Linked DNA regions of Homo sapiens: region 1 is linked to region 2. A link is an interaction called in ENCODE POLR2A ChIA-PET data of the cell type or tissue named here. Cell type or tissue: GM12878. All regions are shown on one strand. Links, peaks and the distances in the headings refer to the core of each region. The heading gives the core; the rest is flanking DNA.

The links. Peaks named below come from ENCODE experiments on the same cell type or tissue, not always from the same donor. Only the 100,000 strongest peaks of a DNase experiment are listed, where the experiment ranks them.
Region 1: POLR2A ChIA-PET joins it to region 2 with 5 read pairs; 2 of 35 experiments call an interaction of 5 or more read pairs at or near these places.

What each region holds. Positions count from the first base shown.
Region 1 is chr12:122,899,807-122,904,196 of GRCh38, forward strand. No RefSeq gene overlaps it. Among named protein-coding and RNA genes, the nearest start is that of VPS37B, 5.9 kb to the left of the region's middle. In GM12878, for the core only: no CTCF peak of the experiment used is centred there; a DNase peak (open chromatin) is centred at 2,015; H3K4me3 peaks cover 590 bases; H3K27ac peaks cover 1,520 bases.
Region 2 is chr12:122,709,009-122,713,398 of GRCh38, forward strand. It overlaps MIR9902-2 (microRNA 9902-2), which reads right to left and starts at 416; the gene lies at 324-416. In GM12878, for the core only: no CTCF peak of the experiment used is centred there; no DNase peak of the experiment used is centred there.

The DNA of each region.
Region 1 (4,390 bases), core at 130-4,129, 190 kb after region 2:
CAACACTATGGGAATGGTTAAGTAAATTGTAGTAAATCTGATCAATGGTATATTTTCAGCCATTAAAATAAGATACGCAAAGACTATGAAGCTACGTGGAAAAAGCAACATGAGTTAAGGTACAAAGGCAAAATATAAATGTAGGCTGGGCATGGTGGCTCACACCTGTAATTCCAGCACTTTGGAAGCCTGGGGTGGGAGGATCCCTTGAGTACAGGAGTTCAAGGCCATCCTGGGCATCAGAGGGAGACTCTGTCTCTACAAATATAAAATTAAAAAAAAATAGCCCGGCACGGTGACGCATGCCTGTGGTCCCAGCTACTTGGGAGGCTGAGGTGGGAGGATTGGTGAGGCCCAGGAGGTTGAGGCGGCAGTGAGCTGTGGTCGCACCACTGCACTCCAGCCTGGGCAAGAGATTAAGACCCTGTCTCTTTCTCTGTCTCTCTCTCTCATTCTCTGTATGTGTGTGTGTCTGTGTATATATATCACATGTATAATGTGTATACAGACTGATTATAATGAACAAGCTATATTTCTATAGGACAAAGACTCGAGGGTAACAAAGTATTTAAGTTGTTAGTGGAGAAGTTAGTGATTTTTTTTTTAAGGTTACAACAATGCTTGTGGATTGAAGTTTTTTTTGGTTTTGTTTTTGTTTTTTTGAGACAGAGTTTCGCTCTGCCGCCCAGGCTGGAGTTCAGTGGCATGATCTCAGCTCACTGCAACCTCCGCCTCCCAGGATCAAGTGATTCTCATGCCTCAGCCTCCTGAGTAGCTGGGATTACAGGCACATGCCACCACACCCAGCTAGTTTTTATATTTTTAGTAGAGACGGGGTTTCAACATGTTGGCCAGGCTGGTCTCGAACTCCTGATCTCAGGTGATCCACCCACCTTGGCCTCCCAAAGTGCTGAGATTACAGGAGTGAGCCACTACACCCGGCCAAGGATTTTTGTATTTTTTTTTTTAACTAAAAGGAAGAAAACGAATATAACTAATGTAAATGTAGCTGCTCACAACCTCAAGAAAAACAAAAAAGAGTTTATTAAATATCACTGGCAAAACCAAAATGGTCACCAACAAAAATAATAAAATCCTGCAAACCCAAACTTACGTGCTGCACCAACCCACAATAAATAAAAATGTATTGGGTGATATGCCATGAAACAGAGCAGGGCAGATTTTCACAGCCTGATTTTCACTAAACTCCCTGCTGGAGTGTTACTGAAAATTCACTTTTCTTACTATTTACTTAAAGGAAGATGGGGGTCTTAATCTTGCTCTTTTTTTTTATCTCTCAACAAAAATGCTTCTGTTTTGCATCATTATTTCATATTTAAAAAGAGGTGATAAAGCTATTTTTACCTCTTGTGTTGATCAACCCAGCCAGGGAGAACAACTGCAAGACCACTTAACTTTTTTTTTTTTTTTTGAGACGGAGTCTCACTGTCGCCCAGGCTGGAGTGAGTGGCACAATCTTGGCTCACTGCAGGCTCCGCCCCCTGGGGTTCACACCATTCTCCTGCCTCAGCCTCCCGAGTAGCTGGGACTACAGGCGCCCGCCACCTCGCTCGGCTAATTTTTTGTATTTTAAGTAGAGATGGGGTTTCACTGTGTTAGCCAGGATGGTCTCGATCTCCTGACCTCGTGATCCGCCCGCCTCGGCCTCCCAAAGTGCTGGGATTACAGGCGTGAGCCACCGCGCCTGGCAAGACCACTTAGCTTTTGCTTCCCTTATGAATGATTTCTCTGGTCACCCCTAGAGAGGACCCCAACTGTTTTCAAGTCCCAGAACCTTGCTTTCCTCATTAAAATAGCCTTCAGAAAGTGGCCCTGCAGCATTTTTTGCCTGATTTGCCTTGACACCGCAGATAAACCACAGAGGCAACAGCCTGTTCTCTGCTTATATGCATTGCGATAAGCCTGACAGTTTCAAGAAGATTAGGTTCATCCACTAAGAAATTAACTCAGCTCTAACATTCACCTCGAACCCTGACAATGTTGAAAAACCTTACGTCTAAGTGGTTATAACACTTGAGTTGGTTTACACATAGGTAAAAGTACAAAGACAGGATTTCCAGGCATTGGGTTTGCAAATTCTCTAGAGAGAAACTAGAAACTGAAACCCTCTCAAGGTGGTTTTTTGTTTTGTTTTGTTTTGTTTTTTTTTAGGAAACCTTTATAGGTTTTTGTTTGCTTGCTTCTTTAGTTACAAAAGTAATTTGCACCTTGAATTTCTTAACTGAGTCATGGGCTTATATTATTATCTATTCCTTTTGATAAATTTGAACTATTTATAATAAAATATACAAATTAACATCCAAATACTTAAAAATAACGTTTGTTTACTGTAAAAACTGTCTAAACTGTGAGAAGTGTGTAAGCTGAAAAGTTAACAACAAACCCTATTGAACCCATGTCCCAGAGGTAGCCACAGTGATCAGTTTTGTTTCGGTTCTAGAATTTTTAAAAAGATAAACATGTACGGGCTGGGCGTGGTGGCTCACGCCTGTAATCCCAGCACTTTGGGAGGCCGAGGCGGGTGGATCATGAGGTCAGGAGATCGAGAACAGCCTGGCTAACATGGTGAAATCCTGTCTCTACTAAAAATACAAAAATTAGCCGGGCGTGGTGATGCATGCCTGTAATTCCAGCACTTGGGAGACTAGATGGGAGGATCACCTGAGCCCAGGAAGTCGAGGCTGCAGTGAGCAGTGATCGTGCCACTGTACTCCAGCCTGGGCAACAAAGGGAGACCCTGTCTCGAAAAAAAAAAAATTACCTGGGTATGGTGGCACATGCCTGTAGTCCCAGCTACTTAGGAGGCTGAGTCAGGAGGATTGCTTGAGCCCAGGATTTGGAGGCTGCAGTGAGATATGATCGTGCCACTGCTCTCCAGCCTGGGTGACAGAGCGAGACCCTGTCTCAAAAATAATAATAAAATGGCATAAAATAAAATTCAAATAGTAGATAAGGGGGTCAAACAAAAACCATTAACAACTTGTGTTTCCTTCCAGAAGTTTTTTCAGTGCTTATTCAAGCAACTATATTCATATCCACCCTCCTACCCACTTACTTTTTTTTTTTAAAGCAAGAGAGATCACACTCTACTTATATGGAACGTGTCACTTTGCAATCATATAGCTAAGGACAAATCAATATAACTCCTTAGCGACATTAGCTGACCCATAGCTGGTTCCAAAAACTCTTGAAACCTATTCAACAGGTGTTGCCTGAATTTACCTTTCCCCTAGTAGTGCTGAAAATAACGTTGGTGTTTTTTTTTTTTTTTCCTTTGAATTCCATGCAGGGTGTTTTCTTCTTTTTTTTTCAAGTGAAGATTCTTCTCAGCAGAAGGTGTTAATCCAGGCACTAAATCTGGAACATTCTAATCACTGTGAAATTTTGCATGTCTCGTCTTAGGCAGAAAATGTGTGAAGATACCAGTTTATTCTGCTCTTACCTTGCGGTCCTTCTCGAGGTGATTCTGCATATGCTAATGATCTTATGTCAGCTCCCACCTCAGTCACCCCCACCTCTTCACCTCCTGGACCTGTTGCCCTCAACGTCAGTGCTACAGAAACCCACCTAGTTTACGCTCTTCTTTCAAGAGGGGGGTGCCTTATCTGATGCACTCGAAATCTACTCCCTCCTCCCAAGCCTTTCTATTTATATAACTGCATAATGTTTAACTGTACAGGGAAGCTATGAATCCTGTATTCATTTCCTATGCTGTGACAAACAACCACTAACTTAGTGGCTTAAGCAACACTCATTTCTTCTCTTACAGTTCTGCAGGTCAGAAGTCCAAAATCACGAAGTCCTAAAGTCAAGATGTTGGCAGCCCTGGTTCTTTCTGGAAACTCAGAGGGGAGAATCAGCTCCCTTGCTTTTCTCCCAGCTTCTAGGGGCCTCGGTCAATCTCTGCCTGTTTTCAGATTGCCTCCTCTGACCCTGACGCTCCTGCCTCCCTCTTAGGAAGCCTTTTGTGATGACATTGGACTCACCTGGATAGCCCAGGCGCCACTCCCCACCGCAAGGCCCTTCGCTTAATCAGACCTGCAAAGACCTTGTACCACACAAAACAACGCTGGCAGGGCATGAGGATGTGGGTGTAATTGGGGAATTATTATTTAGTCTTCCACGCCATCATCCTTTACAAATAAATAAATTAGGACAAAGAAACTAAGTTCTCCTTGGCCACCAACTGTTCATCCTTTCTCCCCATGGGCGACCACTGTTAACACTCCTTGGTGTGAATTTTTCCAGACCATTTTTATTCTTTAACATATATACATATGAATGCACAACAGATTTATTTAGTGTTGTTTTGGGTAGTATTTTTGTTAAAAAATATGGCATCCTATTCTGCAACATGCTTCTGTCTCTG
Region 2 (4,390 bases), core at 317-4,316:
GCAATGGCATGATCTCGGATCACTGCAACCTCTGCCTCCTGGGTTCAAGCGATTCTCCTGCCTCAGGCTCCTGAGTAGCTGGGATTACAGGCACCCGCCACCACGCCTGGCTAATTTTTGTATTTTTAGTAGAAACGGGGCTTCACCATGTTGGCCAGGCTGGTCTTGAACTTCCCGACCTCAGGTGATCTGCCCACCTCGACCTCCCAAAGTGCTGGAATTACAGCCACTGTGCCCAGTTATAAATCCTTTTTTCAATTAATCAAACCCTTGCAGAGGAGACAAACAATGATGTTTACCATTCACAGAGAGAGAGAGTGAGAGAGAGACAGAGAGAGAGAGACCAGAAGCCTGGCTTGTCAGAAGTTCTTACTCTCTTTGCTGGCATACCAGATTTCTGGGTTCCCTTTCCCTGCAGCTTCCAGAACAATGGAAAATCACCACGAGTCAGGCCTGTTGCGCTTCCGCTAACAGTTCCTTCAGGGTTCAGCAAATGTGACAGACCAGACAAACTAGGAGAGCCTGTTGGACTTCCATCAGCAATTCCTGTACATACACAAACACTCAAGTGAAAAAGACAAGCAGAAGGACTTGCAGACAGAGACTCCAGACCAAATCACAAACCAAGAATGTTCCTCCAAACAAGTCCCCTATTCTTGATCCAGTTAGAGCAGACACCCCCTTCAGAGAGGCCAGCAGGTCAGAAGGATGAGGTTGTTGGAAGCACCTAGAATACTCACCAAATCAGACACCCATGATGGGGCTACAGGAGCGGGACATCTCCCCAGGACTGTTTATTGCATTTGAATCCATGCACCATGAGTTGGCAACACCCTGCTGGTAGAGACGGTGCTACAGTTAGCCCCCAGTCCAAGAACTAAATTGCCACTTGGGCGGGCCTCCAGATCCATCGCTGGTGGAGGGCTAACAAACGTCAGGCAGGTATCCACAAGGATGGTCCCGGATGACTCCCCAGATTTGCAACCACCCAGTGGAGTTCTCCTTGTCCACTGCCTAGACAAAGCCAATTTATCAAGACGGGGCCAGGCCAGGTGGCTCACGCCTGTAATCATAACATTCCGGGAAGCCAAGGCAGGCAGATCACCTGAGGTCAGAAATTTGAGACCAGCCTGGCCAACATGATGAAAACCCATCTCTACTAAAAATACAAAATTAGCCGGACATGGTGGTGCATGCTTGTAATCCCTACTACTTGGGAGGGTGAGGCAGGAGAATAGCTTGAACCGGGGAGGTAGAGGTTACAGTGAGCTGAGATCACGACATTGCACTCCAGCCTGTGAAACTCTGTCTCAAAAGAAAAAAAAAAAAAAAAAAAAAACAAGACAGGGGAATTGCAATAAAGTTTAATTCCTGCAGGGCCATCTGTACAAGAGACCAGAGTTTTATCATTATTCAAATCAGAGAATCCGGGATCAGCGTTTTTAAGGCTAATTTGGCAGGTAGGGGCTTGGGAAGTGGGGAATGCTGATTGTCTGGGTTAGAGATGAAATCATAGGGGTCAAAGTGAGTTTTCTTACTGTCTTCTGTTCCTGGGTGGGATGGCAGAACTGGTTGAGCCAGATTACTGGACTGGGTGGTGTCAGGGGGTGCATCAGAGTGCAGGGTCTGCAAAATACCTCAAGCACTGATTTTAGGTTTTGCAACAGTGATGTTATTCCCAGGAGCAATTTGGGAAGGTTCAGAATCTTGCAGCCAGAGGCTGCATGGCTGGTAAACCGTAATTTCTAATCTTATAGCTAATTTGTTAGTCCTGCAAAGGCAGTCTAGCCCTCAGGCAGGAAGGGGGTTCGTTTTGGGAAAGGGCTGTTATTGTCTTTGTTTCAAAGTTAAACTATAAACAAGTTCCTCCCGAAGTTAGTATGGCCTATGCCCAGTACTGAACAAGGACAGCTTGGAGGTTAGAAGAAAGATGGAGTGAGGTTAGATCTATTTCACCATCATAATTTTCTCCGTTATAATTTTTGCAAAGGCGGTTTCACCCTCACTTCAGGTAAGGCATTGTGGGGCAAATAAGAGAATGAACCTCGAAAGGGAAGGGAGCTCAAAGAATCAGAAATGAACATGATCTTGCTCCTCTGATTTTATGGATCTAGACTTAGGGATAATCTCTTGATGCTGGAAAGAGATTGTTGGGAAGAGCTGTGAGGAAGTTCTGGTCTACATAGCAGAGAGTGAACTCATGAATCTGGTGACCCCAAGAACTAAGCCCCCAAAATAAACAGCTGCAAGACAGGTTTAAAGGCAGTAATGCAAAATAGATGCATATATGATTATAACCACCTTTTCCAATATATAGACACATAGACAGATCTACATACATAAATTCTGTCTTCCTCTTCCTCTTTCTCCTTTCACACACACACCCACACACACACACACACACACAGAGCAAATGTAGAAGATACTTTCCAATGGCTCAGCCTGAGTATCAGAATGTCTTTCTGTCTCTTTCTTTCTTTCTTTCTTTCTTCCTTTCTTTCCTTCTTTCTTTCTTTCCTTTTCTTCCTTCCTTCCTTCTCTCTCTCTTTCTTTCTTTTCCTTCCCTTCCGTCCTTCTTTCTTTCTTTTTTCTTTTCCTTCCCTTCCTTCCTTCTTTCTTTCTTTTTTCTTTTTTTTTTTGAGACAAGGTCTCACTCTGTCGCCCTGGCTGGAGTGCAGTGGCCTGATCATAGCTCACGGCAGCCTCAAACTCCTGGGCTCAAGTGATCCTCCCACCACAGCCTCCCAAGTAGCTAGGACTGCATGTGTGTGCCACCATGCCTGGCTAAATATTTATATTTTTTGTACAGATGGAGTCTTGCTATGTTGCCCAGGCTGGTCTTGAACTCCTGGGCTCACATGATCCACCCGCTTTGGCCTCCAAAAGTGCTGAGATTACAGGGGTGAGCCACTGTGCCCAGCCTGGTGTGTGTTCCTGTAGTCTGTTGTTCCATACACAAGTACACAGATACACGTATTTTAAAAGAAAATGGATATCATATTCTGTTTAGAAACTTTTTCATTTAAATATAGTATGATCTTCATCTCAAGTCTTTCATTACTTTTGTCTGAAAGGGGATCACGACCTCACTATATGGCAGGCCCCACGCTCATCGTGCTGGCCACATTGTTCCTCACTATAGTCGGTTGAGTTCTGGTTCCCAACAGCTATGTTCACCCCAAACCTTAGAATACAACCTTATTTGGAATAAGGGTCTTTGTAGGTATAACTAAGGTAAAGATCTCAAGATGAGAGCATCCTGGATTAGGGTGGGTTATAAAGACAGGCATATTTATGGCCGGGCCTGCTGGATCACACCTGTAATCCCAACACTTTGGGAGGCTGAGGCAGGTGGATCACCTGAGGTCAGGAGTTCAAGACCAGCCTAGCCAACATGGCAAAACCCTGTCTCTACTAAAAATAGAAAAATTAGACAGGTGTGGGGGTGCATGCCTATAATCCCAGCTACGTGAGAGGCTGAGACAGGAGAATCGGTTGAGCCCAGGAGGCAGAGTTGCAGTGAGCCGAGATGAAGCCACTGCATTCCAGCCTGGGTGACAGAGCGAGACTCTGTCTCAAATACAGACCAAAAAAAAAAAAAGAAAAGAAAAGAAAAGAAAAGAAAAGAAAAGACAGGTGTCTGTAAGAAGAGGAGAGGACACAGAGGGGACCACCATGTGGTGACAGGGGCAGAGATTGGAGTGAAGCGTCTACAAGCCAAGGAAAGTCCAAGAGTGCCAGCAGTCTCCGAAAGCTCGGAGTGAGGCATGAAACATTTTCCCTTAGCCTCCAGATGGAACCAACCCTGCCAACACCTTGATTCTGCACTTCTAGCTTCTAGATCTGTGGGAGAATACATTTCTATTGTTCCAAGCCACCCAGCCACAGGAAATGAACATGCAGTCACCAACCTAATTCTCACCTCAGGGCCTTTGCACTTACCATTCCCTCTGCTTGGCGTGTCTTTCCCCCAGACTTTTGCATTGCTTTTCTGTTTAGTCATTCATGGCTCAGCTCAGGGTCAATGCCTCATAGAAGCCATCCCAGTCACCCCAGCCCCGGTTACTTTTTATCCCCATTGTCCCACTCCACCATAGTCATGACACCCATAGCCACCCCAAGGCTCCTTTTTATTCCTGCCTGTCTCCCCACTCCAAAAGTCAGCTCGATGAGAAGAGGACTGTGGCTGCCTTGTTCCTTGTTCTATCTCCACCACCCAGAACAGCGCCTGGCACACAGTTGGCGCTTAATACATAAAACTGATGGAATGAGGCTGGGCACAGTGGCTCACACCTGTAATCCCAGCACTTTGGGAGGCTGAGGCAGGTGGATCACCTGAGGTCAGGAGTTGGAGACCAGCCTGGGCAACACAGCGAAAGCCCATCTCTAC